Linked DNA regions of Homo sapiens: region 2 is linked to region 1. Evidence: read pairs that join two places in POLR2A ChIA-PET (ENCODE). Cell type or tissue: CD4-positive, alpha-beta T cell. All regions are shown on one strand. Each heading gives the region's core, and the rest is flanking DNA. Links, peaks and the distances in the headings are about the cores only. Region 1 overlaps LOC100130987 (a long non-coding RNA gene). Region 2 holds the start of GRK2 (G protein-coupled receptor kinase 2).

Region 1 (9,201 bases), core at 469-8,468:
GCAAGACTCTGTCTCCAAAAATAAAATAAAATAAAATAAAATAAAATAAAATAAAATGAAATTGTTAAGTCCCTAGTAAGACTAAGAAAATAGAGAAAATATAAATCCCCAATTATCAGGAATGAAACAGTGAAATTAAAAATAGATCCTAAACCTAAATGTAAAAGCTAAAACAATGAAATATCTAGAAAAAAATAGAAAATATTTGTTACTTTGGGGTAGGTAAACATTTCTTAGGACATAAAAAGCAGTAACAAAAAAAATGATAAATTGGATTTCATCAAAATTTAAAACTTTGGGCCGGGTGTGGTGACTGATGCCTGTAATCCTAGCACTTTGGGAGGCCGACACAGGTGGATTATGCGAGGTCAGGAGTTTGAGACCAGCCTGGCCAACATGGTGAAATCCTGTCTCTACTAAAAATACAAAAATTAGCTGGGCATGGTGGCACATGCCTGTAATCCCAGCTACGTGGGAGGCTGAGGTAGGAGAATCGCCTAAACCCAGGAGGCGGAGGTTCCAGGTGAGCCAAGATCACGCCATTGCACTCCAGCCTAGGCAACAAGAGCAAAACTCCATCACACACACAGACACACACGCACACACACACACATTTTAAAACTTTCGTTCTTCTAAAGATACTATTATGAAAAAAATTCTGGCCGGGTGCAGTGGCTCACGCCTATGATCCCAGCACGTTGGGAGGCCGAGGAAGGCAGGTGGATTGCTTGAGGTCAAGAATTTTGAGACCAGCCTGGCCAACGTGGTGAAACCCCATCTCTACTAAAAATACAAAAATTAGCCAGGTGTGGTGGCACGCGCCTGAAATCCCAGCTACTCGGGAGGCTGAGGCAGGAGAATCCCTTGAACCTGGGAGGCAGAGGTTGCAGTGATCCAAGATCGCCCCACTGCACTCCAGCTAGGGTGACAAAGCGAGACTCTGTCTCAAAAAAAAAAAAAATTCCAAAAATTTTATCTGGAACCACTAAAGACCCCAAATAGCCAAAGCAATCCTAAGCAAAAATAACAAAGCTGGAGGCATCATACTACCTGAGTTCAAAATATACTACAAAGCTATAGTAACCAAAACAGCATGGTACAGTCATAAAAACATACACATAGACCAGTGGAACAGTATAGATAACCCAGAAATAAATTCACACAACTGATTTTCAGTAAAGGTGCCAAGAATATACATTGGGGAAAAGATGGTCTCTTCAATAAGTGGTGCTGGGAAAACTGGATATCCACATTCAGAAGAATGACAAAAATTAACTCAAAATGGATTAAAGACTTAAATATAAGACCTCAAACTATAAAACTACTAGAAGAAAACACAGGAGAAATGCTTCCTGACATTGACCTAGGCAAGGATTTTTGAGATAGGACCTCAAAAGCACAGGCAACCAAAGCAAAAGTAGACCAATGGGATTACATCAAACAAAAAGCTTCTGCACAGCAAAGAAAACAATAGAGCATGGCCAGACACAGCAGCTCACACCTCCAGTACCAGCTACTCTGGAGGCTGAGGTGGGAGGATTGCTTAAGCCCAAAAGTTTGAGGCTGCAGTAAACTTTGATTGTGCCATTGCACTCCAGCCTGGGTGACAGAGCAATACTCCATCTCAAAAAAATAAAATGGTAGAACCACTTCGGAAAACAGACTGGCAGTTTACTCTAAAGTCAAATATATATATATGATATATAATGTAGCAATATGATTCTTTGGCATATAGCCAAGAAAAAATGAAAACCTGCCCACACAAAGACTTGTACATGAATGTTTATAACAGCTCCATCCATCAGAGTCTAAAACTGGAAACAACCCAAATGTTCATCAGCTGATAAATGGGATAAATACATTTTAGTATATTCACACAATGGATTTTTTTTTTTTTTTTTTTTTTTGAGACGGAGTCTTGCTCTGTCATCCAGGCTAGAGTGTGGTGGCACGATCTCGGCTCACTGCAACCTCTGCCTCAAAGGTTCAAGCAATTTTCCTGCCTCAGCCTCCTGAGTAGCTGGAATTACAAGCGCGCGTCACCACACCTGGTTAATTTTTTTTGTATTTTTAGTAGAGACGGGGTTTCCCCATGGTGGTCAGGCTGGTCTTGAACTCCTGACCTCATGATCTGCCCGCCTTGGCTTCCCAAAGTGCTGGGATTACAGGTGTGAGCCACTGTGCCCGGCCAATACACAATGGAATATTATTCAGCAACAAAAGTGAATGAACTTGGCCAGGCATGGTGGCTCATGCCAGTAATCCCAGCACTTTGGGAGGCTGAGGCAGGAAGATTGCTTGAGTCCAGGAGTTCAAGACCATCCTGGGCAACATAACGAGAATTAATTAATTTTTTTTTTTTCCACATAGAGATGGTGTTTCACTCTGTTGCCCCAGACTGGTCTCAAATTCTCTTGAGCTTAAGCAATCCTCCTGCCTTGGCCTCCCAACATGCTGGGATTATAGGCATGAGCCACTGCACTTGGCCCTTATTTTTTTTTGGAGACAGAGTCTTGCTCTGTCACCTAGGCTGGAGTACAGTGGTACAGTCACACCTCATTACAGCCTCAACCTACCAGGCTCAAGGGGTCCTCCCCAACGTCAGCCTCCCGAGTAGCTGGAACCACAGGTGCAAGCCGCCACAGTGGGCTAATTTTTAACAGTTTTTGTAGAGACAAGATTTTGCTATGTTACCTGGGCTGGACTTGAACCCTTGGCCTCAAGCAACCTCCCACCTTGGCCCCCCAAATATTTGGGATTACAGGTGTGAACCACCGCACCTGGCCCAGTCTCTTATGGATGACAGACTTTTAGGCTATTTATGTTCTTTGCTATTACAAAGAGTTTTATAATAAATAACCTTACATATGTTATTTTACATATACCAACGTATCTGTAGGATAAATTTCTAGATATAGACTGAAAAGGATAGGTGCATTTATAATTTTGATATATAATGCCAAATTAGTGTCCTTGGAGTTGTACAAGTGTATACTCCAGCATTGCAGAACTAGAATAGTCAGATCCTGGCCAGCCATTCTCCCGAGAGCATGTGGAGAGGTGGGCTGGATGGCTCACTGCAATGATGACTGTCTCTACTCTGCACCTCAGAGGACCTCAGCTAAGCACTCCATGGCCAGCCCACTGGAGGCACAGGCTTCAAAACAGGAAACGAAAAGGGCCTGCTTCTGCAGTTGACAGCTTTGATGCCTTCCTCACTGAGAAGGCCTTAGGAGAAGATGGCTCCTGCCATCAAGGCCACACAACTCCTATGGAGAAGTGACTTAGAGCCCAAAGAGTTGCATTTACAACTCTCACACAAATGATTCTCACGGGCTAGACAGGATCAAAAAGTACGTGTGAGTAGGCTGGGCACAGTGGCTCACACCTGTAATCCCAGCACTTTGGGAGGCCGACGTGGGCAGATCACCTGAGGTCAGGAGTTCGAGCCCAGTCTGGTCAACATGGTGATACCCCGTCTCTACTAAAAATATAAAATTAGCTGGGCATGGTGGTGCCTGCCTGTAATCCCAGCTACTCGGGAGGCTGAGGCAAGAGAATCCCTTGAACCTGGGAGGCAGAGGTTGCTGTGAGCCAAGATTATGCCACTGCACTCCAGCCTGGGGGATAGAGCAAGAGTTTGTTTCAAAAAAAAAAGTAGATGTGAGTGAAGTGGGACGATTTGGTCAGCTTTTTTTTTTTTTTTTTTTTTTTTTTTACACAGGGTCTTGCTGTGTTGCTCAGGCTGGAGTGCTGTAGTGGGAATATGGCTCACTGCATTTCAACTTCATGGGCTCAAGTGATCCTCCTGCCTCAGCCCCACTATCTGGGGCCACAGGCGTGTGCCACACCGAGCTAATTTTTAGTTTTTTTTTGTTTTTTGTAGAGACAGGATACCCCTTTGTTGCCCAGGCTGGTCTCAAACTCCTGGGCTCAAGTGATCCTCTTTCCTCAGCCTCCCAAAGTGCTAGGATTACAGGGGTAAGCCACTATGACCAACCTCAGCCAGCTTTGAGCGCTTACTATGTAGCCAACCTTGTGTTAGGTATACACCAGCAGAGATAAAATATTCTCTAGCACTGAAAACAATGAAGCGTATTGTTGTGGCAATGTGACATGCTGTAATAAAACAGAAACAGGTTACCGTGGGAAGCAGAGGGGAAATCCTTAACTCTCTTCAGGGAAGGCTGCACAGAGTGAAAAACATCCTGCAGTCAAGGGCAGGGCCTGCAGGCATAGGAACCATTGGCGCCTCTAGGTGAGGTGAAGGGGCATCCACGAGGTCAGGATGGAGGCTCACATCCCAGAGGGAGCTCCTAGGAGATGCCTTTTCCTTCAAGAGACAAAGGACCAAAGTTGGGCTTAAGAAGGACTCAGATCTCAGATGCCAACACATGGTCTACCATCACTTGTTCACCTGGAGGGCACCCCTACTCGTCCTTACATACTCAGCTGAAGGTTGTCATAGGCCAGGCCCATGCCTGTCTTGCAGCATTGTTTGAAGTATACTTGCGCGTCTGTTTTCTGTCTCCCTACTACAGTGAGCTCTTGGGGCTTAGGGCCTGGGGTTCTAATCATTTGCATCTGCCATGACTAGCACAAAGTTATGGTTTTCTAGCTTAGGACTCAGGTGGATAGACTCAGGTGGATAAACTGCGTGGAAAACCAGGAATCATTTTGAGAATCTCTTGAGTCCCAGAGGTGGCAGTAACCCAAATTGGCCTCAAGCTGGCACTGTTGTAGTTTTCTTCTGTTTCTAGACCAGTTCAGAAACTTGCTTCTTTCCTGTGTTGACTTTAGTTTCTTGGTAAATTAGCTCCTTAAACCTTCAAGCTACTAGTGAGTTTGTCTGAGGGTGGATAAATGTTGCCACACCTGAGTCAATAAAGAATGAATCAGTGTGGCCTTCATAGAGGGGTGTGGTACTGGTAGTTACCATGACAGCCAAAGACACTCGAGAGAACTACAAAACGAGGATAGCGGGAAGTGGGAAATGGAGGAATGGAATTGAGGGCAAGTCCCCTCCATGCTTCCTGACAGTGTCTTCCTTGATGTCTCTGCAGCATCACACCGGTGACCTCTGGGACACTGCTCTGCCTTGGTTCTCCTGCCACTCTGAGCACTCTTCCCCTCTGGTTTGCTGGATCTTCTTCCACCATTTTCTAGAGAGAATTTTCCCAGGTGCCATGCTTGGTCTTCTCTTTGACTGTCTCTCTTGAATCTTTCATCTGTGCGCATAGGTCAGTTCTATGCAGGTGATTTCCTTGTCCCCTGGATACTGCCCCTCCCCTGACCTCTCTGCTGGACTTGAGCTCTGTTTCCATTTCCTACCAGATGTTTCCATTTGGTGTCCTGTCGTCATCTCAAACCAAGCATGTATAAAATTGAGCCTGTCTTCCCCCTCCCAGTTTCCATTTTTCTTCCCATGGCATCAGCATTCTCTCACCCACCCAAGCTCAAAACCTGAGTCATATTTGACACCTCCTCCCCATTCTTCCCTTACCAAATGCAAGTTTTGCCAACTTCTTTTGCAACATCTCTTATAGTTCTTTGTCCCTTTATTTTATTTATTTTTATTTTTTTTGAGATGGAGCTTCGCTCTTGTTACCCAGGCTGGAGTGCAGTGGCGCGATCTTGGTTACTGCATCACTGCAACCTCCGCCTCCCCGGTTCAAGTGATTCTCCTGCCTCAGCCTCCTGAGTAGCTGGAATTACAGGCATGCACCACCACGCCCAGCTAATTTTGTATTTTTAGTAGAGACAGGGTTTCTCCACGTTTGTCAGGCTGGTCTCGAACTCCCAACCTCAGGTGATCCACCCGCCTCGGCCTCCCAAAGTGCTGGGATTACAGGCATGAGCCACCGCTCCCAGCCAAATGCTAGTTTTTTATGATTTTATGTGGAAACCTCTGTGGTATATACTTCACAGCTCTGTGCACCTAGCCTGTGGCACACACATAATTCCCTCCTGCTTGCCTTTGTTCAGCTCATTCCCTTAGTCTAGAACACTATTCTCTGGCTGGGTGTGGCAGTTCACTCCTGTAATCCCAATACTTTAGGAGGCCAAGGCAGGAGGATTATTTGGCCTCAGGTGTTTGAGACCAGCCTGGGCAACATAGCAGGACTATCTCTCTAAAAAAAAAAAAAAATTTTTTTTTAATTAGCTGTGTATGACACGTGCCTATAGTCCCAGTTACTTGGGAGACCAAGGCAGGAAGATGGCTTGAACCTGGGAGTTTGAGGCTGCAGTGAGCCATGATTGCACCACTGTGCTCCAGCTTGGGCAACAGAGCAAGACCCTTTCTCAAAAAAAAAAAAAAAAAAAAAAAAAAAATATATATATATATATATATATATATATATATATATATATATATATGCTTTTTAGTATTTCTGAAGTGCTGTTCAAACTGAGTGAGGTGGTATAGTAGATGTATCAGGGGTACCTGAAAGCAGCCATAAGCCACATGTGGCACATCTTCCTGGAGACTTCATTTTATTTAATTATAAATAATTTCACCTACTTTTATGTTAATACAGCTACTCCAGGCCGGGCACAGTGTCTCATGCCTGTAATCCCAGCATTTTGGGAGTCTGAGGCGAGTGAATCACTTAAGGTCAGGAGTTCAAGAGCAGCCTGGCCAACATGGTAAAACCCCGTCTCTACCAAAAATACAAAAATTAGCCGGGAATGGTGGTGGGTACCTCTAATCCCAGCTACTTGGGAGACTGAGGCACGAGAATTGCTTGAACCCTGGAGGCAGAGGTTGCAGTGAGCCAAGATCATCCCACTGCATTTCAGCCTGAGTGACAGAGTGAGACTCTGTGTCAAAAAAGAAGTACAACTACTCCAGACATATGGAGTAGAATGCAAAATTGATGAAGGAAATGACTAAGAACATTCCGCATGGTGCTGTCCCCTACAGTGGGGAGTCTGCATTCGCCCTGCGGTGGAAGGTGGGAAGGTGAGAAACAGGGACCCCTGATTAGAAGGGGCTAGGTGCAGATGAGGTGCAGCAGGGGGAATACAATGCAGCGGGAGGAAGGTTGCAGTCCCTGTGCTCGAGGCCCCTGCAGCGGGTCCCTGTCACCCATGGTGCTCTTTCCTTTCTGAGAACTCAGACAATTCAGTGTCTGTGCCACTCCTAGGTTGCCTCGGGAAAGCACTCATATTACATGGTTTTCTAACTTGCCACATATGTAGTCCTTATCTCCTCGACAACATTCTTATCCTCCAACATCTGGAGTGCAGGTGCGGGGTGAATTCAGGCCCTGGTGTTTACTGATTGAGCAAGGCACTTTTCCTCTCAGCCTTGGTTTCCTTATCTGTAAAACATGGATAGTACTTCCCTAATGAGATTGTTCTCAGGATTCAACTAGATAACATGTGTGCAGCATTTCACATAGCAGATGGCATGGATAGGCACTTAGTAAACATCAGAGCCCTCCCAGCAGTGTCAGGCTCTTAGTAAATATCTGATTCTTGAATATTCCCATCCCCAAATATATCCCCCTACCTGAGGCTCCTCTCATATTCTCTGCCTCCCTTCCTGTCACAGTGCATGTGTCTACTGAAGGCCACCCTCTTCCTGTATCCTGGTTCCTGGCCCTCCTCACCCTCACAAAGATCTCACTCACACAACTGCCTCCTCATCTCCGGTAACCTCAGGTTCCCTCGCTACTGGATCTCTCAGATCACTTCTCTCTCTACACTCACTCTGGGGATCTCATCCACTGTTGGAGCTTTCAAGGCCATCTAAAAGATTCCCAAGTTTATATTTTAAACCTAGAATGCCTCAGAATCCGAGACTTACATATCCACTGCCTATACCCCATGTCCCTTTGGAAGTGGCACAGATACTTCAGCATGTCTAAGATGGAGCTCCAGATTCCTGCCCCACCCTTCCCACAAGTCTTCCCATCTTAGTAATGAGAACTCTGTCCTTCCAGTCGCCCAAACCAAAACCTTTGGAGTTATCCTTGGCTCCTCCCTCTTAAATCCCACAGTCGACCAATAGGCAAGTCCTGCCAGTCAGCTCTTCCTTAAAAATACAGAGCGTACCTGGCCACTTCTGAGCAGTCCACCTCCCCACGCTGGTCCAGATCACCCTCAGCTCTCATGAGGCCAACTTCAGTAGCCTCCTGAGTGGTTTTGCTACCTCTGTTTTCCCCAGCTCCACAATCTTGTTTTCCACCAACAGAGTAATGTTTTCGAAACATAAGCTTGACTCTGTCATTTATTGGCTTCAAGCCCTCCAGTATCCTCCCCTCTCACTCAGAATCAAATCCAGTTTCTTATCATGGCCCTAGGGACCAGCCCGCTGCCTGTCTGCCCTCAATTCCCACTACCCTTCCTCACTCCCTGGCCCCCAGCCTCACTGGCCTCCTCAGTGCCTTTCCTGGAGCAGGCTGGAAACACTCCTTCCTCAGGAAGCTTCTCCTTGTTGCTCCTTCTGCCTGGAACCCTCAGATGCAGACCTTGCTCCCTTCCTTCCTTCAAGTCTCTGCTCAAATGCCACCTTAGCAGAGGGCCTTCCCTGACCAGTCTCTCTAACATAGCGCCCCTGGCATCCTTGGACCCTTTCTGATCCCAACTCTGATTTTGCTTACTACTGACTGCTACCTGTCATAATTAACTTACGTGTTTGTTTTTGCCCATCTCCTGACCATTAGTAATACCCCAAGGGGACCTTTGGTGCCTGGCACATAGTGAGTGCTTAGCAGCTGGGCAGGAGGTATGGCATAGTCTGGAAGAGGTTAATGCAAGTGGCCCCTGGTCACTGCACTGCCTCTTGCCTGCTGTGTGCTTTTGGGCAACTTTACTTAACCTTTCTTAGTTTCAGTTCCCCCTCAGTAAAACCTACCTGGAAGGTTTTTTAGGAGGATTCGAGGTAATACATTTAAAGTACCTGAGACATGATCAGTGCTCAGACGGGGGCTACACAGGCCACTTAGCTGCCCTCTAGGCCTGTTTCCAAGAACTTACTAGTGCTGCCTCCATCTACCCCCAGGATAGAGGGCTGCCACAGTAGATGAAGGTAACACTATAGAAGCGGTTACTGACTCTATTCTCCATGTCATACCCTGACCCTGGGTCCCCTGGGCATTGTTTCTGGCTCCAGCCAGTTCTCCTCCATCCCCCAGCACCATCAGTTTCTTTTTTCTTTCTTTTTTTTTTTTTTTTTTTTGAGATGGAGTCTTG
Region 2 (9,201 bases), core at 680-8,679, 80 kb before region 1:
GCGGGTCGTCTCCCCAGCCCAACGCTTCACACACCTTTTTTTTTTTTTGAGATGGTGTCTCACTCTGTCGCCCAGGCTGGGGTACAGTGGCGCGATCTCGGCTCACTGCAACCTCCGCCTCCCGGGTTCAAGTAATTCTCCTGCCTCAGCCTCCCGAGTAACTGGGACTACGCGACCACCACCACGCCAGGCTAATTTTTGTATTTTTAGGAGAGACGGGGTTTCGCCATGTTGGCCAGGCTAGTCTTGAACTCTTGACCTCAGGTGATCCGCCCGCCTCGGCCTCCCAAAGTGCTGGAATTACAGGCTTGAGCCACCGCGACCGGCCCGCTTCACACATCTTATCTGAGTTAATCCTCAAAACAATCCAGTGAGGCCACGCGTGGGACGCCCTTTGTACAGATGAAAAAGGCTCTGCCCTAAGAAGTTAAGTAACTTGCCTAGGGCACCCAGCCGGGTTCCTAGAAGGTGGCACTGGCATCCTACCCCAAGTCTTTCCTACCCCACCCCTCGACACATGGCAAGTACCAGCGGTCACAATGTGGGCCCAGTGGGAGCGACGAGACCGTGAGTCGGACACTCACAAGCCGGTTAGGAGCGTCAAGGGGCAAAGCGGCTCTGGGAACAAGCTGCTCGGCGGCGCCGAGGCGCATGCGCGCTGGGCAGGGCTCCTGGCGGGCCGGGCGGGGCTCCGGGATGAGGATGAGGATGAGGGCGAGGGCGGGGGCGGGGGTTCGGGGACGGGGCCGGGCCTGGCAGCTCGCTGGGGCCCCGTCTCGGCAAAAACTCTGAGGTGGAAGAGGACCTTGGATCCGGGGACAGTGCGGGGACTGTGTGAACTTTCCAGAGAGTTCCAGGAGGAGGCGATGCTCCTGGGAGGCGGGTCGAGAGAAGCTAGGGGTCTCGAAACCCCTGCCATGGTTGGTGGGCTGGCGCCTGCGGGCTAACAATCCCCACCCAAGGTCCCTGCCCTCTGCAGAAAGGAGCGAAGGGCCCGGGCGTCCTGGTGATGTTGGAGCCTCCCGGATAACCAGGGCCCTTTTTCCCTCAGGGCCTTTGCATCTACTGTTCCGCATACCTGAAAAGCTCTTTTCTCTGCCCCTAAAACAACTGCTTCCCTCCCATCCTCTGGCTCTGACAAAAACGCCCTGAGTTTTCCCTGACTTCACCTGAAGAGGCTCCTGATTCTTAGAACTTGTCACGTGCCTCACAGGGATGTTCCCGCTTTCAATGAGATCAGCTGGGCTCTGCAGTGCCCTGCACATAAGGAGAACCCAACACTTGTCAGCGGCTGTTATCACGTATGGTTTGCCTCTAAGCTCCCCTCCTGTGTCTTCCCGTGTTGGATCCGCAACGCCAAGTACAGGTGCCTGGCATGTAGTAGGAGCTCAACAAATACTGTCAAATAATCGGGTGAATGAATCAACTCCCAGCATCCCGGCCAGAGCCTGACACTGTCTGGGGACCTGACATCAGAGGAATGGCTGTCCATGTTGGGGAGGAGTGTCCCCAGGTCAATCTGGCACACACCTGCTGAGGTCAAGGAAGCCCCGAGCTCACCCTCCTGCTCTGCAAAGCCCAGGCTGGAGGCGGAGAAGAGAGGTCTCAGCAGGACAAAATTCGCACTCCCGGGCCTTGGCACGTGCCACTTCCAACCTCTCTCATGCTCATGCACACAATGTCATGTTCAAGACTTTACCCAACCCTCCCCGACCCCTCCCCTGACCTTCTCCCGAGTGCCCTCACTTCCTTAAACTATAGCTCTTGCCAGGTTAATTGGAGATATGTGTTTAGGGGTTTTCTTCCCCACCAGACTGGGCTAACACTGAGTCTTGATTCTTTATGCAGCCCTTACCCTTACTTTGTGCTGGGGATGAGGGGTGCAGCAGTGACCAGGACAGAAATGCCAAGGGAGAGACCGCTGAGCAGGATATCTTCCGCCCACAAGGTGGCAGCACGAGGAGGAGCCTGCCACTCCGGAAGTGGGGAAGGGCAGTCCAGGCAAGGGAACTGTAAAGTTAAAGCCCCAGAGGTGGAAATGGACTTGGCTTGTTCTAGTGACAGAAGGAAGACCAGAGAGGCTGGAGACTAAGAGGAAGGGGAAGAATGGAAATTGCTGAGTTAGAGAGATAGGCAGGCACCAGTCTGTGCGGGTCTCATGGGCCACAGGAAGTGGGGTGGATTTTATCCTAAGTGCAGGGGCAGTCGTTGGGGGTGGGCTTTGATGGAGATCTATAGAAGCTCAACCCACAGGAACGGCAGGGCGCGCGGAGAGGAGGCTGGTGCAGGCATGCAGGCGAGAGGTGATTGAGACTCGGGCCAGGGTTTAGCAGGGCACAGTGGACGGATCAAGGATGTACTTCAGAGACAGATACGCCAGAGATGCTGTATGACAGCAGGGGTATACATCGGGGTGGGGGCCAGGTGAGGAAAGAGAGGAATCGAGGACAGCTCCTACATTTTGGGAAAATGGAGGATCCACGCCTGAGATGGGGAGGCGGGAGAGGAGCAGGTTGGACAGGGGCTGGGTAGTGGGAGCAAGAGCTCAGTGTGGGCCGCGCTAAGTTTGCAACATCTATTAGTCATCCAGTGGCGATGCCAAGTAATGATGTGTCTGTGGGGCTGCCAGCTGAGCAGAGATGGGGCTCTACTCCACTTTGCACTCCTAGCATCCTGGTCAGGGCCTGGAGCAGTCTAGGCACAGAACAAAGGTTTGTTGAGAGAAGGAAGGCCTGCCTGTGAAGGCAAGTTTGCAATCGACCTTCCTAGGACCAACAGAGGCAACACCGTCCCCAAAACCAGTCTTCCCCAGGCCTAGGGCTCACACCAACCTCTTCTGAACCTGGAGCTTCCTGAAGTCACTTTTCCTGGGCCCAGGAATCAATGAAGGGAGACCAGCCCCCCTCAAAAGACCCCAGCTTCAGGCCTGGCAGGGGGTGTGGATTGGGCTGTGGGTGGGAGGGACTGAGTTTTTAGGTGGGGATGGGAAGGTAAGGCCACCTCTTGGAACAGGATGGCTGGCATTTCAGAACTCACACACAGACTCTGGTCCAACAAGTTCATCAGGTAGAATTTTTAAAATAGAGGCTATTCCCGAAAACCCTGGCTGACATGTGGCTGTGCTCGCAGTCCAGAGGAGTCAGGACAGGGCTGTGGGGAGAGGAGGTTAGAGGCTTCATGTTGTGGCATCTGGCCTTGTTCCACCCCAAAACCCATGTGTTCCAAGAGCTCATTCACTCATTCATTCACTCATCAAACACTGATGCCTTTGAGTCGGGTCCTGTGGTGGGCACTGGGAGCAAAGGATGAACTAGGGGCACCAGTGACAGTGGGGGACAGTATGTCCTCTTTAAATATATATATCAGCATTTCCAACATCAGGATGCATTTTCCAATTGATGCTGACATGTAACGAGGCTTCACTCCCCACTGTCGAAACTTGCAACAATGCATCTTGCAACTGAAAATGGAAAACAGGGCCTAGAAGGTGGTAAGTGTAGAATTGGAGATGTACATAGTTGGGGTCAGGGAGTCAGGGAAGACTACCTGGAGGAGGTGAGTCTTAGCGGATGAGTAGGAGTTGTCCACGGAGGAAGGTACACAGAAGGGCTTCCAGGCCCAGGAAACAGCAGAGGCACAGAAGTGAGAATGGGTGGGTGAGTTGGTGGGGAAACTCCAGGTGCAGAGGATGGTAGCGAAACAAACTGGAGCATTCAAGGTCCAAGTCCTCCAAGATCTTGACTTGCAGATTAAGGAGTTTGTTCACCTAATCTGCTTTGGGCAGAGTGTGGTGAGTCCTAGAGACCCCTCTAGGTCTCTCACTCTCAGTAGCCCCAGAAGGCCTGGAGAGCTGCTTCTGGGTGCCAAGCAGGCAGTGACTCCATCAGATCTAGATTTGGGAAAAGCATCCCTGGTCAGGGCCTGCATCAGGGCAGTGGCTGGCCATGAGGACCCTGAGAAGTAGACAGATTCACGGAGATTCTCAGGAGGCCAGACAGGAGACTATGGTGACAAATTAGATTAGAGAAGGGGAGAGAATGAAGGAGCAGTTGGGGAAAAGAAAACTGAGGCTCTGACATGGGTATATGGGTGGCGAGTGACTCACCACCCACTGAGAGGAGAACCTCACAAGCTCTGACATGCTCTGGTTCCAGGTTCTGTTGGGGCTGATCCAAGATGGTAGCCTAGAGGTGCACAGAGATGGGGGCCTTGCTTTGCAAAAGGATGCTGGCTGCTGGCCCACAGCATGGTAATGAGATTTGAGCTTTATGTGCCCAGGGCTGGGAGGAGGGTCCTGTCACTTTGAAAGCAAAGAGAGGCTCTAGAGAGGGGCATGTTGAGATAGGAATGCTGCCTTGAGACACCTGGCTTTCCCCACTCTGGGTGGGCTCTCAGCAGGGTGGGTTTCCCCTGCCAGGCAGCACTGAAACCTCTGTGCGCTTCCGGGCTGGGAGAGTTTTTACCGTAACTACATGTGGAACCATCCTGAAGGAACATCTGGATGGGATGGGGTACAGGGAAGGGAGCTGCCAAGAGTGCTGGCCAGGGACCTGGGTCTATGAGCTGGTTGGGGGGTGGGGTTGGGTGCAGGGTACTTGATCCTGAGTGGGCCTTCTGCGGCCAGGATTGGTTCTAGAGTAGGAGGGGTGGGATCAGGGATGGGGGAAGCCTGTAACTGCGCTGCAGTTGTCAGGTCCCAGGTTCTGGGTGACCTACTAAGGATTCTGGGTCCAGTGTGGGTCCCAGGTTAGACGTCCTAGTCCTGAGTCCGTGTCCACAGTTCTGGGTGTTGAGTCTAGGACAGTGATCTGGAGTTGACAGTCCAATCTAGGTCTGAGTCCTGACCCCAAGTCTAGAGTTCAGGGTCATGGTAGTAGCCTAGGGTCAGAATCAAGGTTGGGGTCAGTAACCAGGATGGGATCGAGGTCATGGTCCAAAATCTGGATCTGGGGACCTGTTGGGGGTCTGAGGTGAGTGTCGCAGTCTGGGTATGGCGTTGGAGACCCAGGGCTGTGATCTGAGGTCATGGTTAGAGTCTGAGGTGGTGGGCCAAGGTTTGAGTCTGGGGTCCTGTTTGGAGTCTGGTGTCAGGTCGTGGACTGCGTCCAAGGTCAGGGAGTCCGGGGTTATAGCCAGGGTCTGAGATGAAAGTCCCAGGATGGTGTTCAGAGGTCTGAATCTGTGTCTTGGTGAGCGTCCAGGTTCCCTGTGATCACGTTTGGTGTCAGGGCTGCGGCCCGACTGGGGAGCCTGGGATCCAGAGATGTGACCCGAGGTTGTGGTCAGAGAATGGGTCTCGGGTCGTCTTCCGTGCCGGGTCCCTGTCGTGTTCCAGGCCCGGGTCTCCGTCCAGCATCGAGGGCCGAGGTCACGGCCAGGGTCTGAGCCCGCGGTCGCAGGTCTGGTTCGGGGTCAGATTCCGCGCGGCCTCCAGGGGGCGCCGTCGCCCGCCCGGCTCGGCCCCTCGCGGGCTCGCTGGCGTTGTGCGCGGCAGGCGGGGCCGGAGGCGGCGGCGGCTCCGGGGCGCGGGCGCGCGGGCGGCGGCGGCGGCGGCGCCCCGACTGCAGTCCCGGCGGGAGCGGAGCGCGAGCCGGGGCCGGGCCCGAGCCGGCGCCATGGGGCGGCGCCGCCTGTGAGCGGCGGCGAGCGGAGCCGCGGGCGCCGAGCAGGGCCAGGCGGGAGGCGTCGGCGCCCGAGGCCGAGCGAGCCGCGGCCGGGCCGGGCCGAGCGCCGAGCGAGCAGGAGCGGCGGCGGCGGCGGCGGCGGCGGGAGGAGGCAGCGCCGCCGCCAAGATGGCGGACCTGGAGGCGGTGCTGGCCGACGTGAGCTACCTGATGGCCATGGAGAAGAGCAAGGCCACGCCGGCCGCGCGCGCCAGCAAGAAGATCCTGCTGCCCGAGCCCAGGTGAGGAGAAGCTGCCCGCGGCCCCGGCCCGACCCCGCGGGCGCCCCGGCCGCGGCCCCGAGACCCTGGCCCCATGCTCGACCCCGCGACCTGGACCCCCGGGGCCGGCTCTCGCAACCCCCTGTCGGCCCCCCAGCCCGGAGCAGCCCGGCCTTGGCGCCTGCGGGTCCAGACCCTAAGCCCCAGACCCTGGGCGCCTGAGCCCGGAGCGCCCCAACTCCGGAGCTCCTCTGCCCCATCGGTCCCCGGACCCAGTCGGGTCCCCCTGGCCGCCCTGCTGCTTCCTTATCGTGCTCCACCGGCCCCCCGAAGTCGCTGTCAGCCCCTGGCTCCCGCCTTCTCCCACGGGGGCCCGGCGCGCCCCTTCATCCTTCTCGGAGCAGCCCTTGGTCCCTGTGGGGTCCCCTCCCCTCCGCTGGCCACCATTTACCTCGCCTGACGATGTCACCCACCCTTTTGCTGTCCCTGCTCACGGCACTCGCTTTAGGGTTTCCACTACCCCCACCCGTCTCTCCTCCAGTCTACACTTGTGTGAGGTGTTGGGGGACAGCCAGTCTTCCGGACTCTTCTCCCACCCTCTGGTGGGGTCGCTGTCCTGGAGTTGGGCTCGAGAGTGCTTTCAGGGCGGCGTGGTGAGCAGGACCTAGGGTGCTGCGGGCACCCTCCCCCTCGGACCGCGCTCAGGTCGGGGAAACATCCCCTGTGCCCTCTCCCCTACATTTCTCCTCTGGCAGGCCCTGCATATGGTGCCCCGTGGGTGCTGTTGACCAGGGGCCCTCCCAGCACACCTGCAATGGCTGGACCTTAGCTGCCGCCTCTGTAAGACAACTGACATCACACCTGGTATCAAAGTTTAGACTGTTCAGGATGTAGGTGCAAAAGTACACAGGATGTGGACGATTGCTGCGGTTTGTCCAGCATTTTATGGCTGATAGAGTATCTCTCCACTGTGTGAGCCTCTCAGCAGCGCATGGGGTGGCGAGGACAGGTGTGGTTTTGTCCCTGTGGAACAGATGGGGAAACTGAAGCTCCAGAGGTGAGTGGCCTGCCCCGAGTCACACAGGTAGTCCCAGGTGGCACCTGGCCAACAGATCAGGGCTTCAGACTTCTGGTTCTACATTTCATCAGCTACCCTGGCCTGTGCCAGGGAGCAGACGTGCCCGCCACGATTCTTTGTGTCGTGTGGCAACTCCTTGTGCATGCCTGAGAGTTGGCCTCCTCCTGGTGCCCCAGCGGGCTGGGGATGGGGCCTGTCCACACTGCCGTGGTCTTATCTTGTGACTCTGGGTAAGTCTCTTCCCTCACTGGGCCTCGGTCTTCTCATCTGTGAAATGTGGATGGCGTGAAATAAGAGCTGTGACTCTGCGGTGTCCCTCAGCCTTTGAAGCAGCCGTCTAAGCTCTGGCTGACGCTGCAGGGGTGCCCCATGCCCATGGCCCTCACCGCCCCCCTGTGCCATGCCCTGCTCACTGGGTGTTTGGATTGACTGAACGTCAGGCCTGGGAGAGGAAAATTGGTCTGCATTTTGAAAAGGCCGTTAGGGCCTTTTTTTTTCTAAGACATTTGCAATCAGATTTCTCAAAACAGGAACCAGACTGACTGTCAGCTGGGGGCTGTCCAGGGAGCAGTGACGGTTAGTACAGAAATGAGTTCAGAAATGACAAACCCACGAGGGAGGAAACGGGGGAGTCAGCCTCTAGGGCTCAAAACGGCTCTCCTTGGTGGCTGCAGCCTCGAGACCCTCCTGCAGGATGGAGTTCTGCAACTGTGAGGCGGGGCCTTTTCTGGAACTGTCTGCGTTCGGGTAATCTCCCCCCAGAATGCATTGCTTCTGATGGGGCGCCGCCTTGGCTCTGCAGGTGTCAGAACCCTGAGAAACGAGATGGTCTTCTTTTCCTGTCCCCTTTCCCATCCATGGTAGTGATGGCGGTGATAGCAATAATGATAGGAATTATTACTGACTTACCTATTTTGATATCTGTCATCTCAGTTCTTCCAGCAACCAACCTGTGAAGCTGGCAAGGCCATGCCTTGCATGTAGTAGTTGCTCAAGAAATACCAGGACTGTGTGGCACCCCCATGCAGTCCTGAGCAGAAACAAGGTTGGATAGGATTCTAGGAGGACAGCAGGAGGCCGAGCCAGGCAGCCCAGGTTTTCACATTGGGTCACCATCAGCAGCATGGCCTTCCGCAAATCGCCCACATCTGTGAAACGGACTGGAGGTGCGAGCGCCGAATGTCAGTGCGCTAAGGCCTGGGAAGGGCTACTGGCCACCCCTACATGGGGGTCCAGGCCTGGGGCATTAGGGAGCAGGCCACCCTTTGCATAACGCCTTGCCTTGCACACCCAGTGGGGCAGAGCACGCCGCCCCCCGCCCCCCGCCGCCCCAGTGGTGATCCTGACCATGTTTCATGTTTGCCTGACACTTTTCCACTTGCAGAGTGCTTTTTACTCTGTTTTGTCCTTTTGACAACTGTGAGAGGCAGGCCCAGCAGTTAGGATTCTCCCCTTTAGCAGTTGAAGTTATTGAGGCTCAGGGAGGGGAGGAGTCGTGTCCTCGTCACAGAAGAAAGCTGGAATGGGGCCTCGGGTTTCTGGACCACACAGGCCAGTGCTGTTTCTTTGCTGTGCTTTATCCCCTCCACCCACCCCTGCACACCACTGTTCTCGCCTCTGTCCACATTTTGCGGTGTGGGCTGACTGGCACCCCTTGTCTGGGGCCATCGGCTGTCACAGTTCACAAGGCTCAGCCCTCTTCCCGTTGGCTGGGATGGAGAACTGAGCTGCCGTGGCAAAGCTACTGCACCGAGGGGCAGCCCCACTCCAGGGTCCCGTCAGATGCAGGAGCCTGTCTTCCCCATACCCACAAGGTCAAGGTCAGAGTCAGGGAGAGGGGCTGTGGCTTGTCCCAGTGACAGGTTGCCACTGGGAATTGTTCATACCTTGAGGTGGCCCACCTTGGCAGCCCCTCCATGGCTGGTGCCTGGGGATGTGTCTTGGCCAAGAACTGGGGCTGGCATCACAGCTCTGAGTTCCAAAGGCTAGGGAATGGGAGTGGTTAGGCACAGTGCCACACTGAGTTGGCACAGGGGCCTCCCCTTCTGTCACCCTATAGAATCCAAGGAAACAGTCCCTTTCCCCGACCTTCTTGTAGAAGGAGGTAGCGTAAGGCAGCATTGTGTATCTGGAAGATGGGAGGTCTGGCTTCTCCCTCTACCACCAGCTCACATGGGACCCAGGCGAGTCCCTTAGCCCGACTGGACCTGCCTCAGTTTCCACCTCTGTAAAACGAGGC

What was found. ChIA-PET counts read pairs that join two places held together with the same protein. Peaks named below come from ENCODE experiments on the same cell type or tissue, not always from the same donor. Only the 100,000 strongest peaks of a DNase experiment are listed, where the experiment ranks them.
Region 2: POLR2A ChIA-PET joins it to region 1 with 14 read pairs; 18 of 35 experiments call an interaction of 5 or more read pairs at or near these places.

What each region holds. Positions count from the first base shown.
Region 1 is chr11:67,341,302-67,350,502 of GRCh38, forward strand. The region is part of intron 2 of LOC100130987 (a long non-coding RNA gene); the gene reads left to right. Among named protein-coding and RNA genes, the nearest start is that of POLD4, 7.6 kb to the right of the region's middle. RefSeq lists a silencer at 6,865-7,004. In CD4-positive, alpha-beta T cell, for the core only: a CTCF peak has its summit at 4,718; DNase peaks (open chromatin) are centred at 3,161 and 4,730; H3K27ac peaks cover 1,533 bases.
Region 2 is chr11:67,260,908-67,270,108 of GRCh38, forward strand. It overlaps GRK2 (G protein-coupled receptor kinase 2), which reads left to right and starts at 5,566. Exons shown (of 21, transcript NM_001619.5): 1 at 5,566-5,905. The coding sequence starts at 5,793. RefSeq lists silencers at 5,355-5,554, 7,475-7,524 and enhancers at 7,085-7,134, 7,835-7,894. In CD4-positive, alpha-beta T cell, for the core only: CTCF peaks have their summits at 1,925 (motif pointing right) and 5,355; DNase peaks (open chromatin) are centred at 1,964, 5,474, 5,764, 7,284 and 6 weaker places; H3K4me3 peaks cover 3,397 bases; H3K27ac peaks cover 3,148 bases.